Linked DNA regions of Homo sapiens: region 2 is linked to region 1. Evidence: read pairs that join two places in POLR2A ChIA-PET (ENCODE). Cell type or tissue: MCF 10A. All regions are shown on one strand. Links, peaks and the distances in the headings refer to the core of each region. The heading gives the core; the rest is flanking DNA. Region 1 overlaps LOC124904342 (a long non-coding RNA gene). Region 2 overlaps LRIG2 (leucine rich repeats and immunoglobulin like domains 2).

What was found. ChIA-PET counts read pairs that join two places held together with the same protein. Peaks named below come from ENCODE experiments on the same cell type or tissue, not always from the same donor. Only the 100,000 strongest peaks of a DNase experiment are listed, where the experiment ranks them.
Region 2: POLR2A ChIA-PET joins it to region 1 with 6 read pairs; 4 of 35 experiments call an interaction of 5 or more read pairs at or near these places.

The regions. Positions count from the first base shown.
Region 1 is chr1:112,901,599-112,906,979 of GRCh38, forward strand. All of the region lies in intron 1 of LOC124904342 (a long non-coding RNA gene), which reads left to right. Among named protein-coding and RNA genes, the nearest start is that of MIR11399, 22 kb to the left of the region's middle. RefSeq lists enhancers at 697-1,630, 1,631-2,562, 2,469-2,763, 4,566-5,125. In MCF 10A, for the core only: no CTCF peak of the experiment used is centred there; a DNase peak (open chromatin) is centred at 2,613.
Region 2 is chr1:113,088,835-113,094,215 of GRCh38, forward strand. LRIG2 (leucine rich repeats and immunoglobulin like domains 2) reads left to right here. Exons shown (of 18, transcript NM_014813.3): 2 at 2,484-2,549; 3 at 4,372-4,446; 4 at 4,596-4,730. Among named protein-coding and RNA genes, the nearest start is that of LRIG2, 18 kb to the left of the region's middle. In MCF 10A, for the core only: no CTCF peak of the experiment used is centred there; no DNase peak of the experiment used is centred there.

The sequences.
Region 1 (5,381 bases), core at 172-5,171:
TAGGAACTTACTCATGACATTGGGAGCACTGTGAGGAAGTCAGGGGACTCTAAAGGAGTAAGGAGCACCTTATCTGCATCCTTCAGTGGCCTCAGGGTCATCAGCCTTCTTCAAGTCCTTTCATGTTCACCAGAACTGTTAGAAAATTTCAATAAATTTAGTCTAAAGATCGAGTTGGTTTTTATTAGCAATTCATAAATCAAACAGCATCTCATCTAAAAATAGGTAAGTGCTCTGCTAGGATGGCAAACCAGTTTTTGTTTTTGTTTTTTTTTTTTTTTTTTTTGAGATGGAGTCTTGCTCTGTCACCAGGCTGGAGTGTTAGTGGTATGATCTTGGCTCACTGCAACCTCCACCTCCCGGGTTCAAGTGATTCTCCTGCCTCAGCCTCCTGAGTAGCTGGGACTACAGGCACGTGCCACCATGCCCAGCTAATTTTTGTATTTTTAGTAGAGATGGGGTTTCACCATGTTGGCCAGGATGGTCTCTCAATCTCTTGACCTCATGATCTGCCCGCCTCGGCTTCCTAAAATGCTGGGATTACAGGTGTGAGCCACCATGCCCAGCCTAACAGTTGGTTTTTATAAGATAGCTAGAGCAGGAGTGAGGAAACAATAATACCAAAAGCAGATTGTTAACATCAGGTTACTTCAGGTTACTTTCCTTGTAAGGGTTAAAGGAGGAGACTTCCTTAACATGCTGGTTCAGGTTGACTGGGCCTCTTCAGACTGGTTGCTATGAATCTTCTGTTTTTAGGAAAAATTGGTCTAATGGGGAATTTTCTTGCTTCCTTAAAGTTTCAACTTGATTGCATGACACTTAGCATAAGTGACTCCATTTTAATTTGTTTTGTTGGGGCCTAGTGCAGGAGCTCAGTCCAAAACAATGGCTTCCCATACATTTTATTTTACACCTTTACAATAAATGGGTAAATGTAAGTAAAGCATTTCCCTTAATTCTGTGAGCCACTCTAGCAAGTGATTGAACCCAAGAAAGGGTCTAATTTGTAAAACCTCTAATTTGTAGCTAAGTTGGACAGAAGTTGTGAGTAACATGAAGGTCTACTATTTGCAGTTGGAGTGTGAACGTGTGGAACTGAGTCTTTTTTTTTTTTTTTTTGAGACAGGGTCTCACTTTGTCACCTAGGCTTGAGTGGAGTGGCGCAATCTTGGCTCACTGCAACCTCCACCTCCTGGGTTCAAGCAACTCTCCTGCCTCAGCCTCCCAAGTATTTGAGATTACAGGCGTGCGCCACCATGCCCGGCTAATTTTTTGTATTTTTAGTAGAGATGGGGTTTCACCATGTTGCCCAGGCTGGTCTGGAACTCCTGAGCTCAGATGATCCACCCACCTTGGCCTTCCAAAGTGATTGGATTACAGGCGTGAGCCACCACGCCTGGCCTGGAACTGAGTCCTTAATCTGTGTGATCTGACACTATACCTAGGTAGATAGTATCAGAATTGAGTTTAGTTGTAAGACTCTCGGTGTCTGCAGAAAATTGGAGAATTGCTTGATGTGGAGAAAAATCCCTACACATTTGATCACAGGAGTGTTCTATGTTCAGTGTGAGTATAGAGAAAAATAATTTGCTTTTCCTATTCAGTAGCCCACAGGCCCACTGGGATCTCCTCTGTTTTCTGCCCTTCATCAGACTTGGGCTTGGGAAACACTCTGCCTTTGTTCACTTCAGTCTCCGAAATTTGGCCTGTGGACTTTTAGGGTCCTCATCATGCTATGTTGTAAGCACTGATTTCCTTTTCATGCCACCAACAGATTTAAAGCTTCTTAAAAATACAGACCAGGCTTTATTCAGCTTTTTATCTTAACCTAGCCCAGGGCCTGGCACACAGTCTGTGTTTAACAATGCTTGGCTGTCAGTTCTACCATGGTTCCTACATAGCTTTCTCTGGATGCTTTTCTCCAGGAGAAATGCAGCACTATTTTTCTCTACCTGGTTGAAATGCCACTTCCTGCAGAAGCTTCCCCAGGCCCTAAAATCACATGGCATACTTTGTGTGTGGTTCCCTCTCATCTCAAGAAGTTCACAGTTTCGTAGGGATTTAGAAGAGCAAACTAACATGTACAATGCACTGCAGTGCTAGGAAAAATTGTGAAAGACTTTTAAATGGGCAAGTAATGACTGGGTGTCTTTCAATGGAATGATGTGTGTTACAATTCTACCCTACAAAAGTGCTGGACTGTTTTATAACTCTGTAGAAATGAAGGTTAATGGGGAGGCCTGATGATGGTGTAGATGTTTTCTGTCTAGAGCTGGATGCAGGATGCAAACAACTCTGTTCATGGCAATGCAACTAAATACATTTTGTCCAGTACAGAACAAACCGCCCAAGGGGTTCACCTTGCCCTCTGCCTAGACAGAGCATTCATCAAGACAGAGGAATTGCAATAGAGAAAGAGTAATTTACACAGAGCCAGCTGTGTTGGAGACCAGAGTTTTATTATTACTCAAATCAGTCTCCCCAAGTATTCAGGGAGCAGAATTTTTAACGATAACTTGGTGGGTGGGGGAAAGCCAGTGAGCCAGGAGTGCTGATTTGTCAGAGATGAAATCGTAGGGAGTCGGAGCTGTCTTCTTGCACTGAGTCACTTCCTGGGTGGGGGCTACAAGATCAGTTGAGCCAGTTTTTCAATTGGGTGGTGCCAGATGATCCATCAAGTGCCGAGTCTGCAAAATATCTCAAGCACTGATCTTAGGAGCAGTTTAGGAAGGGTCAGAATCTTGTAGCCTCCAGCTGCATGACTCCTAAACCACAATTTCTAATCTTGTGGCTAATGTTAGTCCTACAAAGGCAATCTAGTCCCCAGGCAAAAAGGAGGTCTGCTTTGGGAAAGAGCTGTCTTTGTTTAAACTATAAACTAAGCTTCTCCCAAAGTTAGTTCGGCCTATACCCAGGAATGAACAAGGACAGCTTGGAGGTTAGAAGCAAGATGGAGTCTGTTAAGTTAGATCTCTTTGGCTGTCTCAGTCATAATTTGGCAAAGGCAGTTTTATAAGTAAAATTCCATTTTAAACAGTTATAAAATCCTACTAGTTTCCTCCTTAATTCATGATTTAAATAAATGTATGTTCATTCTCTGTGTGAGTTATGCTTTTATCATTTTGAAAACTATTCTTTAATAGTGGTATCTGTGAAAGAGTAAGCAAAATTAATACACAGTGAGCATTTATTCCATGTCAGGCACTATGCTAAGGGTTTTATAGATTTAATCATCATGGCGACCCTGTAAGTTAAGTTCTATTATTAGTTCCATTTTACAGATCTGGAAACCAAGGCCTAGAGATTAAGTAACTTTCCTAAGGACCCAGAGCTAGTAAGTGGCCTGAGATTTGAGACCTGAGATTTGAAAGACTTGCATTGTAACTGCACTTCAGTCAAGAGGGCAATTGAAATGAAATTGTGGGATCAGGTAAGGCTTCCAAATTTCGGAGGATAAGGTGTTGGTGCAGAGGGAAAAGAAGGGCGGGGCTTTCAGGTACAGGTCAGCCCTAAGAAATGCAGTTGGCCTGGAGAGCAGGGTGTGGGCTGAGGAGTGGTAAGAGATAAGGCTGAAGGAAACTTCAGGAGTTTCCTTCACAGAGGAAGGAAATCACGGAGAGCTCTGTGAGGCCAGAAGCCAAGGAGTTTGGACTTTATCCTCAAACTACAGTATTTTAAGCAGAAAAAAAAGACATGATTAGATTGAGTTGTATTATTTTTATCTTTATTGCTTTTGTTTGTAGTTATAAAAGAGGTATAGGCTTTTTTTAAATTGTTGTTAAAACAAAACAAAACATGGAGAAATTTGGCCCTTCTAGAAAAATTATTTTGGCAGCACTGTTGAGGCTCGATCCGAAGTGGTGAGTGAGAAAAGAGGGAAGCTGTTGGAAACTAAGCCAATAGCAAGAAAAACGAAGAGGAGGGGATGGAAAGGAGAAACAGTAAGCTAGCTGAATCTACAGGATTTGGCAACTGTGGCATGTCGGGGGTAGGAAAGGGTGGGAAGGAGGGGCTAGTGCACAGGGAGAGCCCCATCAAAGTACCTAGCTCAGAAAACCTACTGCAGGCCTGGTTACTCATTCTTAGCATGTAAGAACTGAGATAGTACTTGAAATTTAAAGCGAAAAGCATTGATATCAAGTTTGTACAACACCCATTCTAAAAAGCATATACAAATAGAGCCTGACCAAAGTACCCAGGCCTTTTTTTTTTTTCTTTTTTGGCCTCAAGGTGGTTAGAAGCGGGAGACAAAAAAGGGTGTTGAGAAAGGAAAAGAAAGATAAATCACAAAGACTATAACCATTTAAACCTTCTGTTGACAATTACGCACATACAGATTGTCAGCACACCAGGTGACTTTTAATCCCGGTCCAGTTCCCCTCCTGGCCCTCTTAATGGCTTCTGGCCACTTCCTCTTGGGATCTGGCCAGAGTAAGCTCAGGAAATGCAAAGTTTTAATTCTGGAATCAGTAAAGCATATTAGGAAAGGAAATCCACAAGTGAAAAAAACATCACATTATGCATTTTGAAGCCAAGGGACAGAATCAGATTGTAAATTTGTGGGGACAGGAACCATTTTACACATTTTGGTGCAGAACTCAGGGATTGGTTTAGCCATTATTCCCCCTCAGGTTCACCCAGGATTTGGTCTCTTGCATTCTTGTATGATTCCAAAGCTTCCATCCAGCACAACCTTCAGCTCTAGCAGTTAAGCTGTCTGCAGTCCCGCTTTGTGCTCCCTGACAGCAGGGGAGGATAACCCGCCAAGATGAAGGCCCAGATAAAGAGTCAGTATCTTTAATTATACTCACTTCCCTAGGATTTTGCAGGATCAGATGATAGAATATATTTGAAAGGCCTTTGTAAAATTGGATGAGCTATACAATCACTAGCTGTTCTTTATTCATTGTTGTTCTGGTTGATGACCTAACTGATACTTGCTACACTGCATTGCAGAATGTTCAAGGAGATTCAGATTTTTACAATGACTATGCACTTAATATATTAATGTTACTATGTGCTCAATGGTGTGCTGTGTACTTTCACATGTAATCCTCAAAATAATTTTATCATGTTTATCAAAGATCAGATAGATTAACTTGCTCAAAAACATAATTTTTGATTTTTTATGCTCTCCCAAGATTGGATTAGGTTTTGCCATGTGTTACCACACCACAGAAGTTACTACATATCTTCCCCACTACACTAGAAGCTGTGGGTGCTAGGAACTATATTTTGTTCACTGCATTATGCCCTCTATCCAGCTAATGGAGCCAGGCACAAAACATACATGCTACAAAAAATAGTTAGGGTGAATGAATGAAGGCTGATTTTATATCCATTGCTCTATTCTGAAAACTACTGTTTTCTTAATAACTTAC
Region 2 (5,381 bases), core at 56-5,055, 190 kb after region 1:
TATTGTTTAGTAGCAAGAGTGAATTGGATGAAGTATCTGAATATGAGATTTTTATGTGTAGTGAATTCATATTTTTATCTTTTATATTTTCTGACACCCTCCTCCATTCATGAGTGTCCTTGAGCTGATACCTTGTGCCAGACATCTTGGAATATTTTAGAACTGTTGTGGAAAAGTGATGGTTTAACACACAGCTTTAGTTATGTCATGGTGTAAATTAAGCTCTTAAATGAAAGTGGCTAGCTTTTACTGATAGGCCGGCATGAATCTAGCTGAGAACAAATTGTTCTAATGTGATAGAGACATTATTCAAACCTGCATGCATCTGTCAACTGCCTATGGTGGCATAGTGAGATAAAGTGATCTGTAATGTTTCTGTAATGTGTCCCTGTTGCTAGCCATATTGTAACATACAGCACATCTTTTAGGCAGACAGCTTGTGTGGGCTGCATTCCACCTCAGCCTTGTAAAGATGCCAGAAGCATCAAGGTGAATTTTTAAAGCCTATTTAACTATTTAGACTTGACTAATTTCAGTGAAATCTCTACTGTATCTAATAAAGTATTTGCTAGAAGTGAGATGAAATTTCAAATTTATAACTTTTATTAGTTGTGTGACCTTAGATTGGCCAATCAGTGATCTTTCTATGCCTGTTTCCATATTAGGAAAGTATTTTAAAAGTATTTGCCTCATAAGATTGTTGTGTGGATTTAGCCAGTTAATATGTGTCAGGTGCATAGAAGAATGCCTGTCTGCCTTTATAAATGCTGGCCACCAATGCCGTCATTATTATTAACATAATTTGGGGTGAGATTAATTTCCTCTTACTGAAGGTGGATTGCTTTTTTTTTTTTTTTTTTTTTTGGAGACAGAGTCTTGCTTTGTCACCGAGGCTGGAGTGCAGTGGTGCAATCTTGGCTCACTACAACCTCACTACAACCTCCGCCTCAAGGGTTCAAGTGATTCTCCTGCCTCAGCCTCCCGAGTAGCTGGGATTACAGGTGCGTGCCACCATGCCTGGCTAATTTTTTTTGTATTTTTAGTAGAGATGGATTTCACTATGTTGGCCAGGCTGGTCTTGAACTCCTGACCCCGGGTGATCCACCCGCCTTGGCCTCCCAAAGTGCTGGGATTACAGGCGTGAGCCACTATGCCTGGCCTTTTTTTTTTTTAAAGGAAGACCACATCCCTATCAAGGATGTGGTCAACTTCAATTTTAATTTAGAAGCTCACCATTTTGACTTGTGAAATATGTCTTCAGATGTATTTACAGTTAAGGCATAATACATAATCACTACAGGGAATAAAGAAACTCTTTAAATACTGCAATGGAATGACCTAAGATGTATTATTGAGTGAAAAAAGCAAGGGGCAAAATGTGTAAATTGTTGTGTCATTTCTGTAAAAATTTGCTGTACATGCATAAAATATCCAGAAGTCTGCACAATAAATGGCATATTTTCATTTGTTGTTACTGGGAAGGGGAATTGGGTGGCTGGAAACAAAAGTGGGAGACTTTTTACACTTTTTGATAATTGGACCATGTGAATATATTCCCAAACTCAGAAGCTACACACACATATATAAATACACACACGTAAAGTAAAATAGCTATTTTGAAATTCAGATACATTTTTATTCATCCTTTATAAACATTCTTGTCTATACTACTCAAATTGACATTTAAGAGGACTTTTTTTTTTTATTAAAAAAATTTTTTTGGCTGGGTGTGGTGTCTCACGCCTGTATACCCAGCATTTTGAGAGGCTGAGATGGGCAGATCACGAGGTCAGGAGATCGAGACCATCCTGGCTAACATGGTGAAACCCCGTCTCTACTAAAAATACAAAAAAATTAGCCGGGCGTGGTGGCGGGCGCCTGTAGTCCCAGCTACTAGGGAGGCTGAGGCAGGAGAATGGCGTGAACCCGGGAGGCGGAGCTTGCAGTGAGCCGAGATTGCGCCACTGTACTCCAGCCTGGGCGACAGAGCGAGACTCCGTCTCAAAAAGAAAACAAAAAAATTTTTTTTTTTTTTGAGACAGAATCTTGCTCTGTCACCTACGCTGGAGTACAGTGACGTGAACTTGGCTCACTGCAACCTCTGCCTCCCGGGTTCAAGTAATTCTCCTGCCTCAGCCTCCTGAGTAGCTGGGATTACAGGCGTGTGCCACCACACCTGGATGATATTTGTATTTTTAGTAGAGATGGGGTTTCACCAGGTGATTCTTGAACTCCTGACCTCAGGTGATCTGCCACACCTGGCAAATATTTGTATTTTTAGTAGAGATGGTGTTTGCCAGGTGAGTCTTGAACTTCTGACCTCAGGTGATCTGCCTGCCTCAGCCTCCCCAAGTGCCAGGATTACAGGCATGAGCCACTGTACCTGGCCAAGAGGACTTTTTGTATTTCTATTTAGTTTCTTTTTTTTTCTTTAGGTCTACTTTCCAGGACTAAACTAAGAATGATATTTTGTCCTCTTTCAGGGATTTCAGTCATAATCGGTTGTCTAACTGGAACATCAGCTTGGAATCACAAACATTACAGGAAGTGTAAGTTATTTTTATTTATTTAAAGTTATGTTAAATTCCTGAGGGAACTTAATAAATTGTGATTTGTGGGATGTTTAATCCAGAGATGCCATAAAAAAATTGAAGGAAAAAATTAGTTAAAAGAAATTATTTGAAAACCTAAAATGTTTTCTTTGGCTTTGTTATTATCAGACTGTCTTGGCATTGGGTTGGTGATTTCAAGTTGCAGGCTGTGGGGGAAATATTCTACCTTCCTGGGGCTAAAAGTAAGATTTACGCCTCTTCAGAGTAAATGTGTTTTGATTTTGGCCAAGTTTTCAGCCAGTGAAACTCTGTTGTATAACCTTTTTAAATGTCTTGACATGTTATCTAAGATTGGGAGCATCATGTCTAAAGTAGATTTATATGAAATAGAGTATTCTTGATATCATATGAGAATGTAATGATTGATAGAATTAAGTTTTTCTCTTAACTAAAGTTTTTCCTTTAATACTGAGATGTATTATGTAATTTTGGAGGGAGTTTTCTAAGATATTATTAATATTAGTTTTTGCATTGTTACATTCCTAGAGGCACAACCGTTAAGGTATATAGGCCTATTTGCCTCTACAATTAACACCATCAGAACCCTGAGATTTACTTTCCTTTTTAATTCTTTGCTAACAGGGATAACTTCTTCATGCTCATTGTCTCTGCATTCTCTCCTCCTGGCCCCAGATTCACTGCTTCTAATACGTTGTGGATGAGTACACAGTTGACAAGTTTGTTAGCTGAAAGAGTAGGCACTGAGGAAAGGCCTGAAAATGCTTCAGTGGGAAGTGCATGAGCTTTATTGCATGGACTTTGTAACTTTGGTTGGTTTCCTGAAGGTCTTTACTTCTGGTTTCTTTTCTGTGTTCTAGATTGTTGAGGTTGTTCAGTGACTAAAAACCAGGTTAATGAAATGTGATTGTATTAGATTTGCTACTAAAACATTTGAGACAAACTGTTTAAAGGGCTGCTGGGATCAGATGCAACATGTTATGTTATCTGTAAAATTAGTCATAGGTTCCATCTCTGGGTGGGCTGATAAATTTCATCTGTGGTCTCAAGTAACACTCTCTAACATTTGTATAGCTTTAGAAAAAATATATATACATTTGTGTGTTGTGTGTTTATATATATTTAGAGAAAGAGAGATCTGGATGGACTGATTATGCCTTCTTTAAGGACTCAAATTAGCTGCCATAAACCCAACTTATTCAAAGAACTTTGCTTGAACTAACAATATTTAATGTGCAAAATACTTCATAACCTTTCTGATATTAATATCAATAGTAGATCAACACTATGAAAATACATTTCTTGGCCAGGCATGGTGGCTTACGCCGGTAATCCCAGTACTTTGGGAGGCCAAGGTGGGCAGATCACCTGAGGTCAGGAGTTTGAGATCAGCTTGGCCAACATGGTGAAACCTGTCTCTACTAAAAATACAAAATTAGCCGGGCGTGGTGGTGCATGCCTGTAATCCCAGATACTCAGGAGACTGAGGTAGGAGAATCACTTGAACCCAGGAGGCAGAGGTTGCAGTGAGCCAAGATTGCACCATTGCACTCCAGCCTGGGCAAAAAGAATGAAACTCTGTTTCAAAAAAAAAAGAAAAAAAAAAGAAAGAAAATACATTTCTCATTAAAACCTCTAATTTCTCAATAAATACATTTTTATTTTCGTCTAACTCATTCTGAGTCATATTCTTTTTCAAATTTGGCACCTATTCTAAAGAATATGTGTTAGCCAGAAGGTAGAATCCAAGAGGTAATATTTCCCTCACTAAACATTTAAATCTGTTTTTCCTCTTGCCTAGGAAAATGAATTACAATGAACTAACAGAAATCCCGTATTTTGGAGAACCTACATCTAATATTACTCTACTTTCATTGTAAGTTAGTAAGTTTTCAGGTTTTTTACTTAAATTATGAAAAGTATACATTTTTTTTTTAAAGCACATATATTGTTGATTCTAATTAACATTTTTGTGGCCTGGGGTGGATCAGTGGCAGCAGCTTCATTATAATCTTTGTTTTACAGAGTCCATAATATAATCCCAGAAATAAATGCACAGGCACTCCAGTTTTACCCTGCTCTGGAGAGTTTAGACCTCAGCTCAAATATAATATCAGAAATCAAGACATCTTCATTTCCTCGCATGCAGCTTAAATACCTGTAAGTAACACAGATTAAATTAGATTTACTTTAAAGCACATGTTTATGGGGACTGTTGTGGGGTGGGGGGAGGGGGCAGGGATAGCACTGGGAGATATACCTAATGCTAGATGACGAGTTAGTGGGTGCAGCGCACCAGCATGGCACATGTATACATATGTAACTAACCTGCACATTGTGCACATGTACCCTAAAACTTAAAGTATAATAATAATAAATAAATAAAAATAAAATAAAATAAAGCACATGTTTATTATTCATCAGTACCTATCCAAAAATATTTGGTTATTTATTGTGCTTTTTATATGCATATGTGAGACAAACCTAGAGTTGGTGTGTTGGGTGGTTGGCTTTGCCACTCACCCCACAAGCCCCCTAAAGAAAGATCGCACTATTGTCAGAAAATATTGGTAGATATCAAGGGTAATTTTGAGATTCAATTTTGTTTGTTTTTTTTTGAACCAAGCTTTCTAAAAGGTAAATAGAGATTTGTTAAACAATGGCTTACTGTATATAATGATAATTAGCATGTGTGCCAGTGTTTTCCAGTTTACAAAGCATATTCACACATGCTGTTTTGTAACAACCTAAATGAAGTAGGTAGCTTCTTAATTTTGTAGATGAAGAAACAGAGCAGTTAAATGATTTATA